Linked DNA regions of Homo sapiens: all the other regions are linked to region 2. A link is a loop called in an ENCODE intact Hi-C map of the cell type or tissue named here. Cell type or tissue: IMR-90. All regions are shown on one strand. Region 1 overlaps LINC02245 (long intergenic non-protein coding RNA 2245). Region 2 has its middle 29 kb from the start of LINC03050. Region 3 has its middle 41 kb from the start of ACTR2. Region 4 overlaps ACTR2 (actin related protein 2).

Region 1 (4,000 bases), 660 kb before region 2:
TGTACCCACTGAAGTCCATGTGGTAAGACACCAGCTACACACCAGGGAGGCCTGAACAGGGGTTGGTCTTAATTTGGTTTTGCCAGAGAACTTCGTGTTGCAAAACATCCCATAAAAAGGGATGATTCTTTTCGTGTGATGCAGGTCTTGCAAATGTAGCCAAAAATCAGTTAATTCCCTCAGGAAATTGGATAACATTTAAACCTGGTTAACTGCCTCAAACGTTGTATAAAGTAATAAATAGCATTTGACTATTACCAACAGCTACATTTTGTTTATAGAGGATTTTCTTTCTTTTATTTTTTTTTATTATTATTTTTTTTTAGAGACAAGGTCTCCTTCTGTCGCCCAAGCTGGAGTGCAGTGGTGCAATCACGGCTCATTGCAGCCTCAACCTCCCAGGCTCAAATGATCCTCCCAGCTCAGCTTTTTGGGCACCTGGAACTACAGGCACATGTCACCACACCCAGCTTGGATTTCCCAAAATTGGAAATGTACATTTTTCTTTTGAAGGTCAGTGGGCCTAGAACAAAATGTGGCATGGTAGGGAGAATGCTGTCCTTGAACCTGAAGCCTTCCCTCTGCCAGGAACAGCTCTGTGGCTCTGCAACAAGTCACTTTGCCTCTCTGGCCAGTTTCCTTATATGTAAAACAGCAGTGTTGAATATACTATCTCTAATGACTCCAAAAATTTGTTACCCTATATAGTCTTGCTTTAACCTACCATGGTATTTTGGCTCTTGAATGACAAGCCTGAGCCCCCACTCATGATGGATGTTGCACTATCCAGTATGGAGGCCACTATGTGCATGTGGCTAAATTCAAATTAATTTAAATGAACTAAAATTAAAATGTATTTCTCTGTTGCAGTAGCCATGTTTCAGGTGCTCCATAGCACCTGCAGCCAGTGGCGATGTATGACACAGCGCAGAGTTAGAGCACTTCCACCATCACAGAAAGTTCTACTGGACAGCTGCTCTAGGGCCTCACCTCTCCAAGTGTGGTCCACGAACCAGCAGCACCACATTACCTAGGAGCCCTTAGAAATGTAGACTGGGCTCAGACTGGGCACAGTGGCTCACGCCTGTAATCCCAGCACTTTGGGAGGCCAAGGCAGGCTGATCACCTGAGGTCAGGACTTCAAGACCAGCTTGGTCAACATGGTGAAACCCCGTCTTTACTAAAAATACAAAAATTAGCCAGGCGTGGTGGCAGGTGCCTGTAGTCTCAGCTACTCGGAAGGCTGAGGCAAGAGAATCGCTTGAATTCAGGAGGCGGAGGTTGCAGTGAGCTGAGACTGTGCCATTGCACTCCAGCCAGGGCAATAAGAGTGAAACTCCGTCTCAAAAAAAAAAAAGAAAAGAAAGAAAGAAAAGAAAAGAAACGTAGACTCTTGGGCCCTACCCCAGATCAGCCGAATCAGAATCTGGATTTTAACAAGATTCCCCAGTGCCTCCTGCAGGTGTGAGTTTGAGAAGCCCTGCTATAGGGAATGTTCTCTGCTGAGCAGGTGACTGGAAGGACAGAGTGGTGGTTAGATGTGTGTCCTCGGCCGGATGCAGTGGCTCATGCCTGCAATCCCAGCACTTTGGGAGGCCGAGGCTGGAGGATCACTCGAGCCCAGGAGTTAGAGACCAGCCTGGGCAACATAGGGAGACCTTGTCTTTACAAAAACATAAACAAAATTAGCCGGGCATGGTAGTGCATGCCTGTGGTCCCAGCTACTTGGGAGGCTGAGGCAGGAGGATCACTTGAGCCTGGAAGGTCAAGGATGCAGTGAGCCAAGATCGTGCCACTGCACTCCAGCCTGGGCAACAGAGTGAGACCTTGTCTCAAAAAAAAAAAAAAAAAAAAATTGTGGCCTCTGTGACCACACTCAGCGGATGTGTAGCCTGGCTACTTCTTGGCTGTGTGAACTTAGGCAAATTTCTTAACCCTTCTGGGCTCCAGTTTCCTTATTCAGAAAATAGTATCCATCTCATGGGAAACTCTGAGGCCATAACAATATAAGACAATTATCACAGTGCCTCCCTAACACACAGTAAGTGCTCTTTAAATGACAGTTTTGTTATTTTGGGGTTCTGCAAGGTTTCAGGTTTCTGACAACCCCAGGCCTTGAGATCCAATGCAGACAACAGGCCAAGAGCGGCTCTTCTCCTTTCTGCCACAGGGTGGCGCTGTGTCACAACGTCCTTTCCTCTCCCGCAGACTTGGAGCTGGCTCCCCGGCAGGAAACCAGAATTTGAGATTTCCGCTGTCTCTGTTTCCGATTACTAAGCACGACCGGGCAGCCTGGACACCGATCCAAGCATTCATCTGGCAGATAATAGGAAAACAGTCCTCAGCTTTGTATCCAGTTGGAATGCAAAAGTAAGGGTCGAACCAAGAGTTCAATAAGGGCTGTGTGAAAGTGGTCGTGGAAGCCGGAGACTCCTGATGGAGGGCTGGGGGCAGGGAAGTTTCGGATTTTCTGTATCAGCTGTGCAACGACTTGTGTTCCTTGAACCACATGTTCAAACTACAGCCCTTTGCTGGCCAAGTATATGGGTGTGTGTGTGGGCGGGGAGTCGGGGTGGGGAGCCTGTGGGAGGTGTGGGTGTGAGAAGGAGAGACAGAGAGAGGATTTTTAATGTTTTGAAACAGGGTCTTGCTCTGTTCTCAGGCTGGAGTGCAGTGGTGCAATCACAGCTCACTGCAGCCTCGACCTCCCTGGCTCAAGCAATCCTCCCGTCTCAGCCTCCTGAGTAACAGGGGCCACAGGCATGTGCCACCATGCTCGGCTAATTTTTTATTTTTGGTAGAGATGGGAGTCTCCCTATGTTGCCCAGGCTGGTCTCAAACTCCTGGGCTCAAGGGATCCTCCCATGTCAGTCTCCCAAAGTGCTGGGATTACAGGTATGACCCGCCGTTTCTGGCTGGGATTTTTTAAGGAGTCGATTTCTAAAGTTTCTCAAACTTGAGCCTACCTCACAGTCACCTGGGGAGGCTTGATTGCTTGGCCATAGTCTCAGAATTTTCAATTCAGTGGGAGGTCTGGCCTGAATAATTTGCATTCCAAACAAGCTCCCAGGTGATGCTGACGCTTCTGATCCAGGGACCGCCCTTCACTACCCTAAACTGAAAAGCTCACCTGGACCAAATTAGATACTCCTAGTTCAAGAGAAGGACATCACTCCAGAGGAAGTTCCTTTAACACCCCACCCATGGTGACACCCTCAGCACTCTTAGGAACCTCTTAAGTCCCCCTTGGGCCATGTCAGGGGACTTGTCAGCCTGAAACCCCATGTGGACAGGAAAAGTGGCTACAGGGCCAGGAGCTAGGGTTATTCCCAAGTTAAGGTCCCCACTTCCCTCCAGACTCTTAATTCATAACTCTTGCTGTGTCCTGAGAAGGGTGATTAAGACCCTCAAAACCCTGCTTAGTCCCACTTGTGGCACCAAACCTGCGGAGAGCACTCTTTTTGCCTGATGCCACCAGTCCAAAGCAGAGTCACTTCCCCCTAGAAATAGGAAACAGCAGAGGTCTGGATGATTCTGATGGGGGTGTTGGACATTTCAGAGGGAGGGTGGACAACTCAGATGGGACCCCCACTGGTTGATACAGGCTGATTGGAACAGTCATGACCAGAGAGAGTGTCCTAAGAACAAGCCTGTGTCCTCCTCTGAGTTCCTCAGGCACTAGGGCCTCTGCATGTATGGCACTGATCATATACTGCCTGGCCATGAGTCGTGAGCTTTGCTATTCTTTTAAAAAGAGTATGTGGCCCAATCAGGATGTGCCAGGCTCAGCACCAAGCTTGAATGGGAGCCCACATCCTCACAATGGGGAAAACACGCAGATGTCAAAGCACATCTCACATATGTGTAGTGGGCCTATGTATGCAGCTGCCAGGCTCTGAGCCTTCTTTGAGTTCCCCTAAAACCTAGTTTCCCAAGCAGTGCAGTGAGGCCCACTGGTGGGCCATGAGATGAGTAAGGGAGGCCAGAAGCTAATGTTTTA
Region 2 (4,000 bases):
GGATTGCAGTCTTGATTTGGCTCTCAGCTTGGATGCTATTGGTGTATAGAAGTGCTACTGATTTTTGTACATTAATTTTGTATCCTGAAACTTTGCTGAAATTGTTTATCAGATCAATGAACCTTTGGGCAGAGACTATGGGGTTTTCAAGGTATAGAATCGAATTGTCTGGGCCAGGTGCAGTGGCTCATGCCTGTAATCCCAGCACTTTGGAAGGCTGAGGCAGGTGGATCACCTAAGGTTAGCAGTTCAAGACCAGCCTGGCCAACATGGTGAAACTCCATCTCTACTAAAAATAGAAAAATATTAGCCGGGCGTGGCGGTGCTCACCTATAATCCCAGCTACTTGGGAGGCCGAGGCAGGAGAATTGCTTGAACCCGGGAGGCGGAGGTTGCGGTGAGCCGAGATCACACCATTGCACAGCCTGGGCAACAAAAGTAAAACTCTGTCTCTTAAAAAAAGCAAAGAAAAGAAAAGAAAAGAAAAAAATCATATTGTCTGCAAAGAGAGAGAGTTTTTCTTCCTCTTTTCCTATTTGGATTAGGCCTTTTTTTTTTTTTTTTTTTTTTTTGGAGACAGAGTCTCACTCTCTTACCCAGGCTGGTGTGCAAAGTGGTGCGATCTTGGCTCACTGCAACCTCTGCCTCCTGGGTTCAAGCGATTGTCCTGTCTCAGCCTCCTGAGTAGCTAGGATTACAGGCACCCGCCACCACGCCCGGCTAATTTTTGTATTTTTAATAGAGACGAGGTTTCTTCATGTTGGTCAGGCTGGTCTCGAACTCCTGACCTCAGGTGATCCGCCTGCCTTGGCCTCCCAAAGTGCTAGGATTACAGGTGTGAGGCACCGTGCCTGGCCAAGAAGTACGATTTTTGCAAAAAAAAAAAATTCATATAAGAACATGTCCTGGCTAAAAAAAACTAAAGAAATAAAGAATAAAAATAATTTTTAAAAGTCTTTTTTGTTTTTTAAAGCAACCAATTTGCTCCATAGTTATTATGTGAGAGATCTTTAGAATTGTGGATGGCTGGGAAACTACTCATTTGCCACTCATCAAGTAGATTGGTTTTGCTTTTGATTTCTTGGTGATTTCTTGAAAAATGTATCTGCCCTCCCCCCAGCCCCGCCCCGCAAATTCATATGTTGAAGCCCTTAATGGCCCAGAACTTCAGAATGTGACTGTAGATTGTATTTGGAGATAGGGCCTTTAAAGAAGTCATTAAGTTAAAACAGTCTTTAGGGTGGGCCCTAATTCAGTATTACTGGTATCTTTATAAGAAGTGGGGATTAGGACCCAGCCAACACGGGCTGAAGGACAGCCATGTGAGGACACAGTGGAAAGGTGGCTATCTGCAAGACTGGGCATGGTGGCTTACACCTGAAATCCCAGCACTTTGAGAGGCCGAGGTGAGAGGATTGCTTGAGCCCAGGAGTTCAAGACCAGCCTGTGCAATGTGGTGAAACCCTGTCTCTACAAAACAATACAAAAAATTAGCCAGGCATGGTGGCGTGCACCTGTAATCTCAGCTACTCGGGAGGCTGAGGTAGGAGAATTGCTTGAATCCAGGAGGTGGAGGTTGCAGTGAGCTGAGATCCAGCCACTGCACTCCAGTCTGGGCAACAGAGAAGACACTGTCTCAAAAAAAAAAAAAAAAAAAAAAAAGAGAAAAGAAAAAGATGGCCATTTGCAAACCAAGAAGAGAGGCCTCAAGAGAAAATAACTCTCCAACAAAACACTTTGGGCTTCTGTTAAGCCCCCAAGTTTGTTATGGCAGCCCCAGCAAACTAATACATTTGGTTTTTTTTTTTTTTTCTTTTTGAGATGGAGTCTTGCTCTGTCGCCCAGGCTGGAGTGCAGTGGCGCGATCTTGGCTCACTGCAAGCTCCGCCTCCCGGGTTCATGCCATTCTCCTGCCTCAGCCTCCCGAGTAGCTGGGACTACACGCGTCCGCCACCACGCCCGGCTAATTTTTTGTATTTTTAGTAGAGACGGGGTTTCACCGTGTTAGCCAGGATGGTCTGGATCTTCTGACCTCGTGATCCGCCCGCCTCGGCCTCCCAAAGTGCTGGGATTACAGGCGTGAGCCACCACGCCCGGCCACATTTGGGTTTTGTATGACTTGCTTCATTCAGGCCAAAGATAAATTGAGGAACATATATATATATTTGTATTGGACATTTGCTTGGATCCAAAATATGGCAAAATCAAGTCTGTTTATCTAGCGGGAACTTAGCCATTGACTACTTGAGGACTGTTTCTCTTCAAACCTTTGGGGACAGTGACATCTAGTGGTAGTTTCTTTTATATACCCTTTTCAGTTCTCTTCTGGCCGTACATTAGAATCACTTGAGGGGATGGGAAAAACAAAACAAAACAAAAAACAAAAGGCCTTGCGCGGTGGCTCAAGCCTGTAATCCTAGCACTTTGGGAGGCCGAGGCGGATGGATTGCCTGAGCTCAGGAGATCGAGACTAGCCTGGGCAACACAGTGAAACCCCATCTCTACTAAAAAAAAACAAACAAAAAACAAAAAGAAAATTAGCCGGGCGTGCGCCTGTAATCCCAGCTGCTCGGGAGGCTGAGGCAGGAGAATCACTTGAACCAGGGAGGCGGAGGTTGCAGTGAGCCAGGATCGCGCCACTGCACTCCAGCCTGGGTGACAGAGGGAGACGCTGTCTCAAAAAAAAAAAAAAAAAAAAAAAAAAAAAAAAAAAAAAAAAGGCCAATGCCTAGGCTTTACCTAGCCAATTATGCCAGAATCTCTGGGAATGGGAACCAGTCATCAGTATTTAAAAGGGCTTTCTACATTAGTCCAAAGTGTACCCAAGGTTGAGAAGCACAGATTCTTAATGAAAGCAACTCTGGATTGTAAAAATATGAGCTCATATTATGTTGCCATTTCTCACAATATGAAAAAGTTTGTTAACTTCTGCACTTATTTATTGTCCCTCTGCCTCCAAAGAAGGTAAAATACATGAGGGAGGGAGCACGGTCTGGTTAGCTTTTGGATGCCAAGAGCCTGGAACAGTGCTGCACAGTCTGGGCTCATAATAGCTTTTGTGAAATGAATGAATGAAAAATAGAGCATGGGACCAGGCGCCCGGTGGCTCACGCCTGTAATCCCAGCACTTTGGGAGGCCGGGGCGGGAGGATCACCTGAGGTCAGGAGTTCGAGACCAGCCTGGCCAATGTGGTTAAACCCCGTCTCTACTAAAAATACAAAAATTAGTTGGGCGTGGTGGTGGGTGCCCATAATCCCAGCTACTCAGGAGGCTGAGGCAGGACAATCGCTTGAACCCGGGAGGCAGAGGTTGTAGTGAGCCGAGATCGTGCCATTGCACTCCAGCCTGGGCAACAAGAGCTAAAAACTCTGTCTCAGAAAAGAAAAAGAAAAAGAAAAAGAAAAATAGAGCATGCTGTCAGGTTGCATTAATCTGGAATATGGCTGTCATGTGAAACAGCAGTCTCACTGTGAAGTTTAGGACATGTTATATTTGGTTCAATTGAAAGTAACTTATGGAATCTTATAGGATTCCAAATGTCTGAAACAGACGTTTCTTGGTCTGTCATACAACTTTGGTTGACTTCTTGGCATCTTTATGCCTCTGATCCTAGGAGAGGATTTTCTGAGTTTCAATATAGCAGCAGGTTCTCAATGTCTACTAAGTGTTCTAGTTAAAAAGAAATGTTAAACTATTAGCTTTTCTTCTGTGCTTTTCTCCCCATTGTCTTGAGGCTTAGAAAGTTCTATATTATTACAAAACCAGTGAAATACACACTTACAACATTTCTAGTTTTAAAACTACTTCTTTTTTATATTTTATGGCCTAAAATAACTGGGATTAAATTTTCTGCGTATGGTGCATAGTGAGTATTGAACTTTCTATTCTTTTCTTAACCCTGAGAGTCCATCTTCCCCACATGACTTGCGGATACTCCATGACTTTGCTCATTTGTGATGCACACTTTTTCCCGCAGTAAGTCTTTTTATATACTAATGT
Region 3 (4,000 bases), 390 kb before region 2:
TCTCCATGTTGGTCAGGTTGGTCTTGAACACGGGACCTCAGGTGATCCGCCCACCTTGGGCTCCCAAAGTGCTGGGATTACAGGCATGAGCCACCACTCCTAGCAATATACTCTTTATAACCTCACTACAACCACCTCAGATAGGCATTATTATTCACACTTTAAGCATGGAGAAACTGAAGCTCAGGGAAGTTAGGTAACTTGTGCCAGGTCACACAGCAAGTTAAGTACTGGAGCTGGGTTTGGAAACTGAACATTATGTCTCTAGGGCTGAACACTTACCTATTAAGCTATTATCTCAACTGCAAGTTTGATCATAAGACAGAATATTTACTTACTAATTAAGATGTACAAATGGGTAGGTTAGAGATTTTGGCTTTAGTCCTTACTCTGATATTTTAGCCAACTTTCTTCGTGACTCATTTTTTTTTTAACCTGTCAAATGGGAAAATAGCACTTACCTATTGTATGCAACCTATTTTTACCTATCTTTATTATTATGATAATAGATGTTAAAGTACTTTGAAAAGACAAATACTATACAAATGTAAAGTGCTACTACGATTATTTTTCTAAATAACAGAGGGCACTACACCTGTCTTCTGTCTTGGTGGGGTCAAGGTCTAGATTGACATTCTAATTCAACAAACATTTCCTTCTTTCTTTCTTTCTTTCTTCTTTTTTTTTTTTTTTTTTTTTTTTTTTTTTGAGACAGGGTCTCAGTCTGTCACCCAGGCTGGCTGGAATGCAGTGGCGCAATCTCAGCTCACTGCAGCCTCAACAGCCCAGGCTCCAGAGATCTTCCCACCTCAGCTTCCTGAGTAGCTGGGGGTTACAGTAGCTTCCCGAGTAGCACCCGGATAATTTTTTTTTTTTTTGAGACGGAGTCTCGCTCTGGAGGCTCTGTCGCCCTGGCTGGAGTGCAGTGGCATGATCTCTGCTCACTGCAACCTCCACCTCCTAGGTTTAAGCGATTCTCCCTTCTCAGCCTCCTGAGGAGCTGGGACTACAGACGAGTGCCACCACGCCCGGCTAATTTTTGTATTTTTAGTAGAGATGGGGTTTCACCATGTTGGCCAGGCTGGTCTCAAACTCCTGACCCTGTGATCCACCCGCCTCGGCCTCCCACGTGCTGGAATTACAGGCGTGAGCCGCCGCGCCTGGCCGCACCCGGCTAATTTTTTCAATTATTTGTAGAGGCGGTGTTTCGCCATGTTGCTCAGGCTGGTCTCAAACTCCTGGGGTCAAGCTACCTGCCCGCCTCAGCCTCCCAAAGTGCTGGGATTATAGGCGTGAGCCCCCACGCCTGGCCAACAAACACTTAAGTGTCTTCTATGAACCTAGCAAGTGCTTGGCACTGCTTCTGTTGAGTGCACAGCCCCAAGCGGAAGACAAACATTAAATACGCAATTATACAAATATGATAAAGTTTTATATTGTGTCTTGAAGGAAATAAACCCCTTGTTAGGAAAGAGAATGAGAGAGTGGACTTGGAGGAAATGACTTTTTCTCCACTGGGAGAGGGAAGAGTGGAAAACATGGAGAGGGGAGTGCTGTGCATGAGTCATGGTGGGAGAGATACCAGCCCAAGGTTGGGTCACTCAGGGCCTTGGGGGCTCTGTATTGGGCTTTGTACTTTATCCCAAGTGCAACAGAAAATCCTTTTTTTTTTTTTAACTTTTTTTTTTTTCTACTCTTGTTGCCCAAGCGGCAGTGCTGCAGTGGCGCAATCTCGGCTCACTGCAACGTCTGCCTCCTGGGTTCAAGCGATTCCCCTGTCTCCCAAGTAGCTGGGATTGCAGGCGCCCACCACCGCACCCAGCTAATTTTTGTATTTTTAGCAGAGACGGGGTTCACCATGTTGGCCAGGCTGGTCTGGAACCCCTGACCTCAAATGATCCGCCCACCTCGGCCTCCCAAAGTGCTGGGATTACAGACGTGAGCCACCGCGCCCGGCCAGAAAATCCTAAGGGGTTAGGAGCTGAGGCCTAGAATGGTCAAAGAGTTGGAGGTGTTTGCAAAAGTGATTTCATTGATGACCCGTGATGTCTGGGTTGAAAAGGGGAGAGTGAAGAGAGGAGGGGACTGCAGGATGGAGAGAAAGCAGCAGGGCTTGGACTGAAGAGCTTGCTAAGCTGAAAGGACTGTTGCTGCGGGGGTTACTTGAGAGCACGGAAGGAGAGGAGAGCGTGTTTGAATGAGTGAGGAAGGCTGTGAAGTTTCTGGTCCATGTTGTGATCACGGGAGTGGGTGGTGGTAACAGAGCAGAAGGAAGTGTAGCTGGGAATGTGAAGTGAGAAAGCTAAAAGGCCAGAATGGCTTGACAGAACCAGAGAGCAAGTTCCAATTCACGGGAGGCTCAAGCGCCTGGGTTTTGTACAGGGCTGACCCCTGCTGGTAAATTCTGGTAGAAGCCCAGGAAGCCACGCTGCTCGCTTAGGAGAACCTGAGAAGTGTGGTAACAGCGGTCACAGGCAGCAAAGGAAGAGGGCTGTTTTTCCTTAGACATAACATTTTCATTTTTGAAATGTCTCTGCCAGTTTTAGGCTTAGAATGTCCTCACAACTAAAGCATTCTTTGTAAATAATCCCCAACTCATGTTATCAAATGATGAAAATGCAATGTATGAATAATAGGGAGAAAAATTTCTCCGTGAATTGTCTTTTCACTTTCTTAGTAAACATATATGTAATAAAATGCACACATCTCAACTGTAGAGCTAGATGAAACTGTAGAAATGTATAAGCCCATTACGTAACAAATGTAATCATCACCCAGATTAAGTTAGAGCATATTCCAGTAGATCTCCCCAAAACCTCCCTCTTGTCCACTCACTACTTACCCTACTATCTTGACTTCTAACAGCATAGATTAGTTTTGCCTGTTGTTGAAAGTCATATAAATGGAATCAAACTGTATGCATTCTTTTGTATTTTGTTTCTTTTCTTTTTCTTTTTTTTTTTTTTTTTTTTTTTTGAGATGGAGTCTCGCTCTGTCGCCCAGGCTGGAGTGCAGTGGCGCAATCTCAGCTGACTACAACCTGCACCTCCCGGGTTCAAGTGATTCTCCTGCCTCAGCCTCCCAAGTAGCTGGGATTACAGGCGCATGCCACCATGCCCAGCTAATTTTTTGTATTTTTAGTAGAGATGGGGTTTCACCGTGTTAGCCAGGATGGTCCTGATCTCCTGACCTTGTGATCCGCCCGCCTCAGCCTCCCAAAGTGCTGGGATTACAGGCGTGAGCCACTATGCCCTGCCTGTATTTTGTTTCTTTGACTTAACATATGCCTGTGAAATTTACCCACATTGTGGTAGTAGTTCATTCTTTTTTAAAAAATTGCATTAAAAAATATGCTACCATTATTTATCCATTCTTTTTTTTTTTTTTTTTTGAGACGAGGTCTTGCTGTGTCACCCAGGCTGGAGGGCAGTGGTGGGATCTCAGCTCACTGCAACCTCCACCTACCAGCCTCAAGCAATCCTCCCACCTAAGCCTCCCAAGTAGTAGCTGAGACTACAAGTGTGCACCATCACAACTGGCTAATTTTTGTGGGTTTTTTTGGCTAGAGATGGGGTTTTGCCATGTTGCCCAGGCTGGTCTTAAACTTCTGGGCTCAAGCAATTCTCCCAGCTCAGCCTCCCAAAGTGCTAGGGTTACAGATGTGAGCCACTGTGCCAGGCCCACTATTTATCCATTTCTATTACTGATTAAAATTTGGATTGTTTCCAGATTATGACTATTATGCTCCTATGGCCATCCATCCATATGTCTTCTGTTAATTGTATGTGTGTGTATATGTATATATGTATTGTGTATGTATATGTATACACACATACATATGTGTACAGATATGTATGTCTATATACACACATACACACACATGCACACATATACACACACACATATGTTTGGTTAGTTGCCAGGTCACTTTAAGTAGGCAACAGAAAGGACCTCAAGAGAACTCCTTGGAGAATCTGACTTGAGGTCCTTAGAGTTTGTG
Region 4 (4,000 bases), 310 kb before region 2:
TAGAAGATGATCAGAAATCGAATCTAGCCTTCATAATTATGGTAAATTCTCATGATAGGGATTAGGGAGATGATTTTGTTCTTTGATGTTCATTCACAGCAAAATTGTATTTAAAAGTACATGCCAGCTGGGCGCGGTGGCTCACGCCTGTAATCCCAGCACTTTGGGAGGCTGAGGCCGGTGAATCACGAGGCCGGCGAATCACGAGGTCAGGAGTTCAAGACCAGTCTGGCCAAAATGGTGAAACCCCGTCTCTACTAAAAATACAAAAAATTAGCTGGGTGTGGTGACGGGTGCCTGTAATCCCAGCTACTCGGGAGGCTGAGGCAGGAGAATGGCGTGAACCTGGGAGGCGGAGGTTGCAGTGAGCCGAGATCGCACCACTGCTCTCCAGCCTGGGTGACAGAGTGAGACTCTGTATTAAAAAATAAAAAAAGAAAAGTACATGCCTGTTGCTGATTAGAGCTTCGACGTACCTAAAGTGCGGAGTCAGATTCAGTACCTTCTCCACAGAGTTTGCATTGCAAAGTGGAACAACTCAAATTTTGTTTTGTGTGTTCTGCATGTTGAAAATGTACATGTAAATGCTTGTGAGTACTTATCACATGAATCTGTATTTCAACTGCTTAGTTTATGCGACATTCACTGGGCTTGCTATGGCAATTAAATACAAAAGCAATGCTTTGTTAGAGTTGCAGTAGCTTTAGCCATTGAGAACCTGGAAGCCAGGTTGAAAAAGGCCAAAATGGGTGCAAATCAGCTCCCAAACTTTACTGTGAGAATTATTCCTCAGACCCTCGCTCAGATTCTGTTACTTTTACTACATATGCAGTCTTTTTAGATTGGATTTTCTGATCTCATAGATATCAGAATAGAGGGTACTGCTGTCAGTAGATAGCAGGGTACTGTATCAGAAAAGAGGGTACTGCTATAAGAAGCATACACATCAGTCTAGCCAAAAATAACAGCAGACAGCCTCTAAGCAAAGGAACAAAAAAGAAAACTACAAAAGATAAATGAAAAATTAAAAAGCAGGAATTCTGGATTAAAGTAGAATAGGGCTAATTATAGTAAACAACCACATCTTAGTGGCTTTAGGGAAGCATGTGATAAAATAGTTTGTAATGTAAATCTTGGTCATTATTAGAAGTCTCAGTTATATTCACAAAAAAGTGTATTATATACTTTTAGAAGTATTTTATTTTCATCAAAATTATGAAAAGATTTTATATGTAAAGAGGGGTCGTTACTTCACAGTAGTAATAACAGCAAATATTCAGCCCTGTGATTTACATGTGGAATTTTATTTAATTCTCCCAGCAACCCCGAGGCTGACATAAGTAACAGTAACCCTGAGATACCATTTTCCTAACCTAAAACTCCAAATGAATAACCATTGTGCCTTTCTAGATCTGAATTCTACAAACACATTGTGCTTTCTGGAGGGTCTACTATGTATCCTGGCCTGCCATCACGGTTGGAACGAGAACTTAAACAGCTTTACTTAGAACGAGTTTTGAAGGGTGATGTGGAAAAACTTTCTGTAAGTATTAGTAAATCAACTATTACTAACATTCTTTTAAAAGGCTATACAGTAGTTTGTGAATCTTGACAACCACCAGAGGGAGCAAGACGTCTTCCAAAACAAATTCCTACTGCAGTCAAGTGCATCCTGGAAATGATAGCAAGAAGGAAATAGTTCAAGATAAGCTCTGGTCACCTCTATAGAGTTGGTGGATGGAGGCAGTGAGGTCAGGGCCAAAAGTTCTGGTTCATCTGTAACAACCAGCACGGACTCTGAGGCACCTGTATATGCATGAGAAGAACCTGCTGTACTATAGGGAAATAAATGCCCCACTTGAGTTTTGTTCTTTTTTTAAACTTATTTTTTGGATATGCAATCAGCCTTCAGCACTTCTCTTGGGCTATCTCATATTTCTGACTTTATTTGTTGCATATGTTGTCTTCTCAGTCAGATTGAAAAACATCATGTCTCAAAATTTTTTGCATTCCGGTGACTGTCATAACTCTTGAAACAGACTTTAATTGGTTGTTGTTGGTATGTACAGTAGAAAGAAATTTTTAAACTAGAAATAGTTGATGTTTCTTTGGCATAGGTTTTTGTGTTTTTTCCACCAGACTCTGGACTATGTGAAGTATACAGTATGTGCTGTATACTTAACCAAGAGTTATCTAATCCTGAGTTAATCTCTGAGCTTTGTCTCACTGACTTTGATCAACTGTTTTAGATAATGAGATTATGTATTACAGAGTACTGTATGTTACATCTTTCATATATGACTCATTGTTGAAATTAAATTGAGTATGGGCTCACATACATTAAACAGATTAACAGACTGGAAAGGAGCCATACTGTCTAAGTACTTCACTTATTTTTCTGATTTTATTGAGTTTTACATATAATTTATAATTAATCTCAGGTGATCATTTATTCAGCAAACATTTCTTGAACTCCTGGGTGCCAGACATAGGTCTAGGTGCCGGGGACAAACAAAACAATGAAAACAGAATCCCTGCTTTTAGTCTAAATAATGTATTAGTGGTAATAAGTGATATGAAGAAAAGTAAGGTGAAGAGCTGGAAAATGTTAGTGGTTGGGGAGGTAGTGTGCTCCTTCATAAACTGTGATCAGGAAAGGCCTTTTGGATGAAGTGACTTTTGATCAGAGACCTAAGTTGAGCGTGAGAGGAGTGAGCCTTGTGACTGTCTGGGGGAAGAATCTTCCAGGCAGGAAAAATGCAAAAGCCCCAGGTTGGTGGGAGTGTGCCAGTGTGGCTGGAGCAGAGTGAGCAAGGGAGGGGGGCAGGTGGGATATGAGGTCAGAAGGGTAGCAGGAGGGCAGGTCTTGTTCAGCCATGGTAAAGGGTTTGGCTTGACTCCTGGTGAAATGGAAAGTCTTGGGTGTGGGGGCGGTTTAAGCAGAGAAATGATAGGATCTGATGTATATTTTTAAAGGATCATTAAGTCTGGTGTGGTGAATAGACTCTTGGGGGAAGAGGGAACAAAGGTGGGCATAGAGAGACCAGTTAGGAGGCACTGAGAGGAGGGGAGGGATGGTAGAGTTTTAGAATAGAGGAGGAGGTTGAAATGGTTGTTTTGGAGAATGGAAGCGAGAATAGAGAAATGTAATAGGATTGCCATGCAGCAGGAAGGGCTCAGTTGAGGTTAGTGATACATTATAGCAAGATGTTTTGTTTCTTTCCTATCTTGTTCAGCTGCTTGACAGCAGGTGCAATTTGTCTGTAGGAATCTGTAGATGAGTTCAGCAAGGAGGGAGTGGTAGATGGAATGATCTGATAGAATGAGTTTCAGTGGGGCTATGGAGTTTTAGGGATGAGCGAGATAGAAGCAGCAATGAAGAGCAATAACTCATATTACCAAACCTCCAGGGTTAAGGTAGTGTGTGAGAGAGAAACAGTAAAGCAGTTGAGGTATTTACAGAAGCAGTGTCTTCAGGGGCTAGCTAAGTTTCCCTTAGAGTAGAGGTGGTCATCTATAGCCCTTATGCCAAAACTGGTTTGTTTGTTTTTTTTAAGTTTTATTGGAACACAGCCAAGCCCATTTGTTTACATAATGTTACCTGTTGTCACATATTGTCTGTGGGCACCTTCTAGCTACATGTGGGGTTGGGTACTTGTCACGCCTACAAAGCCTCAAGTATCTGGCCCTTCACAAAAAAAGTTTGCTGACCCCTATGTAAGAGCAAGAAAGTAAAAGGAACAATTAAAACAGTCTCAGAATTGGTAAATAAACTGATGTTTTTCTTTATCTTGGATTGTTAGAACCCTTACAGTTCATTTATGTGACATAAATATACAAATGATTTAGAATGACATAGTTACATTGGGTCTTTTTTGCAGATCGTGATACTGTAAATGAAAAACTTGCTATGTCATTTTAAGGTTTCTCTTTCAGGTGTTGACCAACCATAAAGATAAGGATGTGTCCTTCCTAGACACTTAATAGTAGCTACAGAGTA

What was found. Peaks named below come from ENCODE experiments on the same cell type or tissue, not always from the same donor. Only the 100,000 strongest peaks of a DNase experiment are listed, where the experiment ranks them.
Region 1: a loop joins it to region 2, with 10 times the contacts of the local background. A loop is called at or near these places in 46 of 110 quality-filtered maps.
Region 3: a loop joins it to region 2, with 6 times the contacts of the local background. A loop is called at or near these places in 13 of 110 quality-filtered maps.
Region 4: a loop joins it to region 2, with 8 times the contacts of the local background. A loop is called at or near these places in 49 of 110 quality-filtered maps.

The regions. Positions count from the first base shown.
Region 1 is chr2:64,915,643-64,919,642 of GRCh38, forward strand. All of the region lies in intron 1 of LINC02245 (long intergenic non-protein coding RNA 2245), which reads right to left. Among named protein-coding and RNA genes, the nearest start is that of LINC02245, 15 kb to the right of the region's middle. RefSeq lists enhancers at 843-1,032, 1,403-1,452, 2,463-2,542. In IMR-90, a CTCF peak has its summit at 2,175 (motif pointing right); a DNase peak (open chromatin) is centred at 2,219; H3K4me3 peaks cover 222 bases; H3K27ac peaks cover 256 bases.
Region 2 is chr2:65,571,035-65,575,034 of GRCh38, forward strand. No RefSeq gene overlaps it. Among named protein-coding and RNA genes, the nearest start is that of LINC03050, 29 kb to the right of the region's middle. In IMR-90, a CTCF peak has its summit at 2,278 (motif pointing left); a DNase peak (open chromatin) is centred at 2,277; H3K27ac peaks cover 151 bases.
Region 3 is chr2:65,185,051-65,189,050 of GRCh38, forward strand. No RefSeq gene overlaps it. Among named protein-coding and RNA genes, the nearest start is that of ACTR2, 41 kb to the right of the region's middle. In IMR-90, a CTCF peak has its summit at 2,394 (motif pointing left); a DNase peak (open chromatin) is centred at 2,401.
Region 4 is chr2:65,263,633-65,267,632 of GRCh38, forward strand. ACTR2 (actin related protein 2) reads left to right here. Exons shown (of 9, transcript NM_005722.4): 8 at 1,411-1,543. Among named protein-coding and RNA genes, the nearest start is that of ACTR2, 38 kb to the left of the region's middle. In IMR-90, a CTCF peak has its summit at 1,623 (motif pointing right); a DNase peak (open chromatin) is centred at 1,639.